Regions from separate parts of the Homo sapiens genome. Here region 2 is linked to region 1. Evidence: chromatin loops called from intact Hi-C (ENCODE). Cell type or tissue: ascending aorta. All regions are shown on one strand.

Region 1 (5,000 bases):
CAGAGCAGAAATGGTGAGGTTTCCCAATACCCCCATCCCCATGTGAACTCTTGGGCTCAGCAACATCTCTAGCTGCTGAAAACTGCGAGCACTTACTAAGCAAACTCCTCAGATATGGTACTGCCTGAGGGCTAGAGCAGGCGGTATTTATAGTCTCTTCTCCAAAGAAGCAGTTAGAGATGCACCCTGTGGGCTGCCTCCCTTCCCACCTATCAAAGCAGTTCATTTCTTAATTTATCCAACAAATACTTAGTGAGAATCTCCTAGGTTCAAGGCATTGGGCTGGACACTGAAACAAAACAAGATATTTAGAAGTGACACAGACACAGCAAGTCCAATATTTCCTATTTTGTTTACAAAGATTCGTGCACATCCAGAAAGAAGCATCACTATAGGTAATCGTATATGTGCTGACCACTACCATGGATTGAGCACTTACTGTGGACCAGAACTCTACCAAGCATTTCCTCTATGCTACTTTATTAATCATTATGGCAACCTTATGAGGAGATATTATCAGCTCCCATTTATAGATGAGGATTTAGAGACAGGGAAAATAAAAGAACTTTTCTGAGGTCACATAGCTGGAAAGTGCAGAGGTGGGTCTGACTGCAGAGCTCTTACTGTTAACCTCTGGGATACACCAGATCCTTAAATCTCTTAGCACTCAGCAGCGGAGGCTGATCCCTGGTTCGGTTAAGGGCCAAATCTTTCTTTGCATCCTCCAGGGGCTGCTCAGCTGACAAACTAGCCAGATGGGACCCAGAGAAAGAGACAGTCCAAGCTTCCCAAGGAGCATGTGGTCCCAAAGGTGGGGCAGAGCTATCTCCCAGGCCACTGCAGGGCACCTCACCCCCTGGAGACCACCCCAGATGCTTCCTTGGAAATTCTGACTTCAGGGTCTTAAATAGTATTGGGGCACTATTTCTGGAAGCACATGTGACAACCAGAAGAGGTTCTGGTTTTCATTCTTAATATAAGGGCCTTGTTTTTAAAATGGAAAACCCAGAGAGCTCAGTGGGTCATGGAGTAGAAACAAGGTTCAAAGGTTGGAGGAGAAGGGCAAAAAAGGAAGCAGAAATTTCAATCCTAGAAAGCTGTTCAGGGGTGCCAAGCCAGACCCTCCAAGATGAAGGAAAAAGATGGAATTTGGGGACAGCATACCCTCTGGAAGATCTCAAGGGATTCTACCTAGCCTAGTTCCAGAGCCAGTTAACAGCCCTTCACCCCGGCCAGCCCTGGATCTTTCTGTCAGTCCCAGTTTGGCCTTTTGGAGCCCTGCAGAAATCAGGCCCACCTGTCTCTCTTGCTGCATACGTGCAATCTTGGAGATGGCAGCCAGTCTCATTCCCTTAGGGAACAGAAGGGGTTTCAAAAAACAGAAAGGATCTCTTTACTTCTCTCTGAGGTCAGGAAACATGCCCCTGTCTGTGATGGGTTTAGGAAAATAATAGCAGTAACTCCCCCGTGCTTTAGTCTCCGAAGCCAATCTAAAGAAATCCAGGCAAAGGATCCAGGGCCTGAAGTAAACCCACACTCAAAAAATTTTCATTAAGAAGAGTTTGCATGTCATAGCAATTGGAAAACCCAGGACATAAAAGCATTTCTTCAATGTCTGTCCGACTACAAAAAGGTAACAAAGTCCCCCTTGAATTTTGGGGGGTTCAGGCTCAGATTCTACTCCTTCATTCCTCTACTGACCTCTGAATTGCAGGCGTCCTGGAAATCCTGTCCCACTTCAAACACCAAGTGGGCCTAAGAGAGTTGATTTTCTGAGCCCAGAGAGATGAAAAATAAATGTCAGTGACTAAGAAAATGCGGGCAGGGTCAAGACAAAATTCAAGGGGGACTTGTACAGTGGAGAAAATTCTTCATGCTGGCAATGCTTTGGCATGCTTTGAAAATTCTTCATGCTGGCAATGCTTCTGATTCAACAGCACACGCACCACAGCATCTGACCATTTCTGTGGTCCACAGGCCATGGCTCCCTGGACAGAGTCCTCGGGGCCCTGAGCCAGCCCGAACTTGGAAGAGAGTTCTTCCTGGCAGTGGGCTGCCGTCTCTGAGCTCTGCAGTCAAAAGCCACATGGGGTCATGGCAAATCCAAGCCTCTTGACCCCTACCTAGAAGCCTCAGCTCCCATCTGGGACTCAAGGAAGACGGGCACTGGGCTTCCGCCACCCTCTCTCTAGCCAGCTCAGATCTCTGTTGCTGGCGGGTACCCAAAGAAGGTCTCTGGTTTGCAGATAAAGGACTTTGTTTGGGTCTCAGGAGTCTCTTAAAGGGTGTTCCCTCAGGTCAAATAACATAACACGTTTTTTTCAGGGAAAGGGGTGTCACCCTGAGCCCAGGGCAGCACACAGCACCCCCATTCCTATCGCCTCCCACTCCTGGGCTAGCACAGGCTGCCTTGGACAGGGTGTGCCTGCCAGGCTCCTGCCCAGTCTCTGCTGGGACACCCGCCTGGCTGGGCTACCCTCCCTCTGACCCTGTGTGTCTTATTTTCTCCAAAGAGCCTTGGACAAGGAAGAGAGATGGTTAGAAATCACTTTTTTCCCAAGCTTGGAAGCTGATGAGGGTAGAGACGATAGAAGGAGGAGGAGAAGTATTTGCATCTCTTCCCTTTACCTCAATTAATCTCTAAATCCAGTTGCGAAAGATGTTCTGAGATGACGTCCCGGTTGTTCTCAGCCTCCTTCACTAGCCCTGAGTCTGAGCCCCGCCCATGAGCCCTACATCAGGAGCCAGCACAAGTCTAGAGCCACCCACTTTCTCAGTGGGAGGAGTCTGGGGACAGAGGAGTCTCTATCCCTCACAAGAGGCTTATTTGATGCTCTTAGATGATTTTTCTCATGGGAAGAACATCTTTCTCCTTTAAGCACCCAGGGGCCCCGGCCCCAGCTCTGCCCTCCCTATACTTCCGTATGCTATTCCCATTTATTTTTAATTTCATCTCAATCTTCTTTTTTTTCCCATCAACTATGATTTGAAATTTATTTTGAGATCAACCCCTGGGGCCAGAGCTAGGAATCAAGTGGTGCTGCTGGACAGTGACCTAGGGACTTAGGTCCCATCAAAGGTGGTGGCTTATTTCTTAAGCTGGTTCCCCTCTAGGATTAGCACAGAGGTGTCTAGTGCAGGCTTCCCAAGACTTTCAAACTAGAAATTTGCAGGTGAGACTGACAAGACAATATGGGTGATCCAGAACTATCACTGAGCCCCAGGAGCATTGGTAGAAAGCCTGCTCCAACAACCACAAACCGGGTTTAAGGCATACCCATACATAGGGCCTTTTCATTTATTCATTGGCCCCCATCAGAGCCCTCTGTTCCAAATGAAGAGCTACCGAGAGCAGGAGCTCCATCTTTATCATGCACTATGCAAATGTGCAAATGTTAATGCTTGCTTGCGGGATGTCTCACCCACACAGGGAATTGCTGCACACCTGCTCACAGGGCCTGTGCTAGGCGTGTGAAGGAGGCACAGCGTGAGAGAGCGAGAATCTCTCCTTCAGGAAGCTCAATCTAGCGGGAGACGCAGGGCCATTCCTGAGCCACTGACAGGAGACAGAGGGGTCTTGGTGCTGTAAGTGAGGGATGAGGAAAGGACAGGGAAGCCAGAGAGGTCTCAGAGGAGTTTCAGGAAGGAATTAGGGAGGAAGTAGAGTGTGATCCATGGGTGTGGTTGGACACGAGGAAAGGGCCATCATGGCAGAGGGGGCAGTGTGAGCAAAGGCCCCTGTGGTGCCAGGTGTGGGGGATGCTGGATCTGAGCGAGGACTGGGGAAGGACAAGAGAATGAGTGTGAAGGGGAAGGCAAGCAGAGCAGCTGAATGCCAAACTGGGACAATAAACTGTTTCCAAATGATAGTGATGTGGGTCCTTGTGACCCTCCCTTAAGGAAGCTGCTCACTGCCTTCCTCTGCATCCCACTCTTGATAGCATCCCAAGCCATCCAAGTCCCCGGGTGAAAGGGGCCCAGCTTTGCAGCCCCAGGGCAGCCAGGTCCACTCAGAGCAGCCCAGAGTGCATACCTGTCTTCTCACCCAAGACACCCGGACGGTGGCAGGCTGGCAGAAATGATACTCCAGGACCCTCCTCCCGGGGAACTAATAGCCCAATAATCCCACAAGAGTCACTACTGTAGAACAGCAAAAAGCCAGCAAAACTGAAAAACAAACAGGGATGCTCTGGCGAGAGCCAAGCTGCTCTTTGGGCCCTCAGATTTGGGGTGTACCTGGACATCGTCTCCTGACTTACTCATTTTGGCACATCACAGAGCACACAGCATTGAGGCCCTCTACCCCACAATGATCCCCACCCACCACCTCCATGTGACAGTTCGGTTTCCTGTTCAAACTATTGAGGCAGCTCCAGCCCAGACCAGAAGGAAGCCGACAACATGGGAGTCTGGTTAGCAGCGCCTTCCACCCAGGCCCACCCCACCTGCCCTGAGCACCGCTATCTCTCTGAGTGATTATGAAGTCAAACGGCTCCCTTCCCTATTGCTGCAAACAAGCCCATGTGGGCTGTGAGACACCCCAGATCCAGGAAGCCCCAGGGCTCAGCTGACAGCTCAATTACCGTGGAGCGTCTACCCCCACCCTCCCTCCACCTCCTCCTCAGCCTTTTATTGCTTTTGGCAGCCTAGCAATGGGGGAGCCTCAAGTCAAGCTTGTTGAAAGTGCAAAAGGAGAGAAAATTGTTCTCATCTGAATAAATAGAGTCAGCTGTTGCCAGAGGGTGACATCTCCCCAGGGTGAGTTCCCCTAGACCAGGCAACCCCGTGTTGGGCTTAGATGGGCACTTGAACACAGGCCAGCGATATCTGGGTGACGCTGGAGAGGGCTGCCAAGTGGATGCTTCGTGGCTTTGGAATGCCCCAGTGGGAGGTAAGGGGGCAGGGGTTAGAAGGATTGGATCAGGAAGGAACACCATAGGTCAGCACACACTGGTCCTTCCACATCAGCAAGGGACGGGGAGGGGACAGTGGGCCCCAGC
Region 2 (5,000 bases), 170 kb before region 1:
TCGTGTGTGTGTGTGTGTGTGTGTGTGTGTGTGTGTGTGTGTGTCTGTGTTATCCTCTTGAAAAATGTTAATGGAAGTCTTGGCTAAACTTACACTTAAGGGTGAAGAGATGTTTCTACACATTGATCCAGATGAGTGGAGAAATCGGAGCGTTCCTAGGGTTTAAGTAAAGGGAGAGAAATACTCTCAGCATACTTGCTGGCCCCTTTCCATGCACACAAGGTTGAAATTGGAGTTTGAGGGAAAGCAACTGATTAAAAGTTTATACACTTATCCCTAACAATTTGAAATCTGGAGATAAGTCAATATCCTTAAAGGTAAGAATGGACCAGGCTGTTTGCAAGAATTTAATGTTCCCATTTTTTTCCTTTTTTTTTTTTTTTTTTTTTTTGGAGTTCAGTAGTTGCAGGAATAATGATAGTTACCATTTACTATGTGCCAGTCTTCTGAGACCCTTTAAATGGATTGTCCCATTAAATCTTCCTTTACCCCTCATTACCCTTGAAGGAGGTGCTATTTAATCCCTGTTTTACAGATGAGGAAACTGAGGTGAAGGAGAATATGTAATTTGCTCATGGTCCACAGCCTACATTCTTCAGTATGTGCAGGGAAGACCTGGTGGGATCTTCACTATGGGGCCAAAGCAGGTTGGTTCAGTTTCCATTTGGAGAGCATAGGTGGAGTCAGGTGGTTTGAGGGTCATTTGTGGTGTATCAGTCAACCAGCAATGAATAGTACGTTGTATTTTCCAGCCTACAGTTTTGTCATCCTATGGACAATTCCTCTCAGAGGAGGAAGAAAAGAGGGGTGATCAGGGAGAGTGCTCGCACGGGGACAGAAGTGGGTGGATTTGGAATTAACGTGAACAGCCGACATTTCACTTCCATACAGAACTACACTGGGATAATTTTTAAAAATTAAAATTAATAAAAATTCTAAAACTTTGCAAGGATAAATTAAAGGAACTTGGATAATTTTGCTACGGGCCAATGAAGCCATAAAATTGGTAGAGTTTGCCAAGATGTGGAATATTTTTTACTTTCTTCCTAAAAGAACTCTAACATAAAAACCATCTGGTGTCCATATTTCCCAGATCAAGGCGGGGTCTAGGTAGGATGAGGCAGTGAATGGAAGAAGCACTGACCCAGAGGCAGGAGAATGGGTCTAGGCCCATCTTGAAGAAATAATTTTATACTTCCAGCCTCGGCTTCCCTTCTGTAAAATAAACCTGTTGGATTACCTCCAAAGTCCTTTAAACAGTAAAATTCTATTACTCTCTAACAAGTTTGCTCAAAGAACACATAAGTATTTTTTAAATAGTAAAAGGTTATAGAAAGTTAATTTTTGAGTTCATTTTCCCCTGAGTCTGGGCCCTGGCTCCGCCTCTCACCAGCTGCCTCTGCTGCTGTCTACAAAAGCCTGAGGCAGGAACCCACCTCTTTCTTAAATGGCAGATGAAATTGCTCCTCTTGAATGAAGACAATCAGTAGCTACAAGGTAATGGTGAGAGACTGTATACCTAGGAAAGGTTCCCTCCCAGCATGGACAGAGAACTAGGAAAAACATTGGGAGAGTTTAATACTTCCTTTAATAAGAAAGGAAGTATTTTGGAGAAATCTTGACTGGAAAGCAAATCTCCCTCTATCCCTGAAGTCTTTATCCAGGAACAGTGTTCAAGAATCTCTGTGTTGCAAATGTGGAATGCAGTTTTGGTATTCTCCTGCCTCGCATGTATGTTTCATCAACAGGCCGGTGACCAGCTCAAAAAGCCTCAAGTGCTGCCCAATTTCAGGACTGCCTGTCATTTCTACAACCTATGACTCTAGTTCATGCAGCTGAGTTCAGCATGGCCGTGGCTAAACACTGAGTCCTGACATTTACAATCCACCGCTGAGCTTCTTGGGCAAAATGAGGCCCTTTCTTTTACTCACACGTCAGTTGCTTTGGGGGACTCCCAAGACTGAATGTTTTCTATCTGCCATTTCTCCGCAGCTTGGCTATTCCCTGCTGTTATCTTTGGCTCTGTTGCTATGGGCGGAATATTTTTTTGTCCTAGCTTAATAACTGCTTAGCTGCCAGAGGTGCTCATTTCTCATTGTATTGGTGGAGGATTAGCGGAGATGTTTGGGAGATATTTCCTGTATTAAGCAGCAGGGGAGAGCTTGCTGGGCCGATGCCTTCTTTTGACATAGCGTCACACTTTTCCTTTTTTCCACTTTCTCTCTTGGAATGTGCTGAGGCCAGTTATTTGCATCCAGAGCGGCAACTCCTCCCTGACACTTCGCAGATCTCCATCCCTTTTCCAGGTGCCCTTGCAGAAACACTTCTTGGGGAGGCTGTAGTGAGTCCCAGGCAATCATCTCGGTTGGTTTTCTTTCATAGTTGGGGCTCAGCAGTGTCCTGTATCACCAACTTACTTTGCAGGCTTAATTGCCTGGAAACCTATTCCATACTTCACATTTTTTTACAATTAACTCACCAGCCTTCTATTAGAGCCACCATCTCACCCACAATTAACTTGAATCGGGTAATCTGTATTGCCTGAGAGTATAAGATACAAATTTGCAGCTCTGTCCAGAACTCTAACTGCTCATAGATTTTTGGCCCTTGTGTCTGCTTGGGACAATCCTCAAAAGACTGAGAAAAGCTGTCTAGAAAAATTATCAAAGGGAGACAGAAATCTATGAATTTTTGGTTCTTGGTCAGATTGCGATAGAGAAGAATAAATGCTAACAATTTCACTGGAAGTCATTACTAAGAGTTTGGTGATGTCACAGGGATGTGACACAGCCTGGCCCGGGTTTGTCTTTTGAGGCCACCTCTTAAAAGCTCTGGGAATTTTGGTGAGTCACTTTGCCTCTCTTCCCCACAATTTTCTTGTCTATAATATGGGGATAGTTCTGACTCATAAAGTTGTTGTGAGGTGTAAATTTTGGAAGATCCTGTAAACTATAGACATAATATTCTTAGAATTAGGTGAGAATGTATGTGAAAACATTTGCAAACTGCAAAGAACTGTACAAGTGTTAATAGCTGTAGGTCCTACAATGAAAACATAATAAAATTTTTTATCACACTTCAAAGTGTTGGGAGAACCATTTTCTCCTTGCAGTGGGTATTTATCCTTCTGTTAAAATACGATCTTAATCGCTTCCTAACTTGGAGGAATCTCTCACTGTTTGAGGCACAGCCCACCTCCTGCCTGCCAGGTGCTGTGTCCCCAACCCAGGGCATGGAACTAGGGCATCATAACCCAGGCTCAGCCAGTCAGAAGCAGATGCTCAAGGCTTTGTTCCAGAAGCTGGCTGTCCAAAGGAAAGAGACTGCAGCAAGTCCATTCTGGCTGTAGGAGGATAGGGTTGACCATAATGTCTGGTTTCTGGACACAGAGTTGGTAGCAGATCTAGAGTGGCATCTGTCATTCACTCTGGCATTCATCATTCACTCTGGCCAGCTTGGTTGCTGTGAGCAGTGGGGGGCCATCGTGCCTTTAGTTCAGTGGGTGATTTGGGGTGTCATTCCTGCTGCCTTACCTCCCAGCCTGGCTTTGTTGACAACGCAGAGATTCCCTAAGCTGCCCCAAATCCCTTTATATAAAACTGTATTATGGAAAATTCCAAACATACAGAAAATTGAAAGGAATAGAATAATGAACTCCTGTGTATCTATCACCCCATTCCACAATTAATATTTTGCCAATTATTTTACCTGTTTTTTGTCCCCCTCCTCACCTGTTTGGTTTCTTGTTTTCATTTCTTTTCTTGTCTTGTTTCTTTGGTTTGGTTTGGTTTCTTATTTTTTGCTTTGTTTTGTTTTTGTTTGTTTGGGGGCATTTTTTTGTTTGTTTTTGCTGAAATACTTTAAAGTAAGCCCAAAATCTCATGTTATTTCACCCATAAATATCTCAGTGTGTGTGTGCCTTTCTAACTGATAAGGACTGTTTTTACCATAACCATCATGCCATTTTCCACCCACCAGGATTAACAGTAATGCTCAGTATATCCCAATATTCATTTCTGTTCACATCAGCAAGAAATGCTTTCTCTTTCTTATAAGACCCTGACTTACATACTTCTCTTATCCATAAAATAGATACTTCTGCCTCTGAATGTTTTCAGAAGAGTAACTTCTGCTCCTCTCTCTCCCAACCTTGTGGAGGAGTGACCTGATGGCTAAATTGAGAATAGAACTGCAATTCATGGTTCTCTCTCTGTAAGTAACTGTCTGCCCACAAAGCAGCTGTGTTCCACCCGGCTTCAGCTTCCATGGGCTGAGCACACTGGGTCAGGCCCGAGGCCCACCTTGCAGGCTGAGTCTGGAGGAAAATCTCTGTCCTTGAGGAGTGTGAGGAAGTGATTCTGAGTAAACAGAGGTATTCTCTAAATTCAAACTGTTCCTTAATACACGCCAACATGAGGTCTTGGAGTAAAGCCACTCATCCATCCTGCAGTCTCTAATGTTATCAGCCACATCGTTGATCTTCTATCTCTCTTTATTTGATTTCAGCACTGGGGAGATTATTTATAATTTAGGGAAGAGGAAGAAAAAGCAATATCATTTATAAGCCACCAACTTGAACATACACAAAATAATTCAACAGTCATTGCTACAAAGCAAACACACTGTTAAGGACCAGTGACACACAAAAGAGTAGAGCAGCATTCCTGCCCTAAAGAGCCATCAGCTACAGCTGTGACAGGCCCAGGAATCGCAGTGAAGTGGAAGCTACCCTACGGGATGCTGGGAGCACAGTGTGGGAGCAGGTCCACAGAGGTAGGGCATCAGTGAGAGCAAGGAGGACGCAGGCATCCCACGCAGAGAAGAGCCATGTCCCAGAGCCAGGAGAAGGCGGCAAGGAGCAGTGAGGGGCTTGGTGCTGTCCAGGGACTAGTAGAGGAGAGAGAGGCCAGCCTGGGTGAGGAAGAAGCCCTTGTGCTCATCCAAGAAACTGGAGATGCATTTTAAAAGCAAAGGAGTGACACTAAGGTATACAAACAGAG

What was found. Hi-C counts contacts between places; a loop is a spot of excess contacts. Peaks named below come from ENCODE experiments on the same cell type or tissue, not always from the same donor. Only the 100,000 strongest peaks of a DNase experiment are listed, where the experiment ranks them.
Region 2: it touches region 1 in a loop (3-fold over the local background); 1 of 110 quality-filtered maps calls a loop at or near these places.

What each region holds. Positions count from the first base shown.
Region 1 is chr11:130,606,948-130,611,947 of GRCh38, reverse strand. No RefSeq gene overlaps it. Among named protein-coding and RNA genes, the nearest start is that of MIR8052, 57 kb to the left of the region's middle. In ascending aorta, no CTCF peak of the experiment used is centred here; DNase peaks (open chromatin) are centred at 2,017, 2,397 and 2,677; H3K27ac peaks cover 4,788 bases.
Region 2 is chr11:130,779,915-130,784,914 of GRCh38, reverse strand. It overlaps LOC105369576 (a long non-coding RNA gene), which reads left to right. Exons shown (of 4, transcript XR_948197.4): 2 at 536-647; 3 at 4,093-4,212. Among named protein-coding and RNA genes, the nearest start is that of LINC02551, 80 kb to the left of the region's middle. RefSeq lists an enhancer at 2,011-3,210. In ascending aorta, no CTCF peak of the experiment used is centred here; DNase peaks (open chromatin) are centred at 1,934 and 2,791; H3K4me3 peaks cover 823 bases; H3K27ac peaks cover 1,895 bases.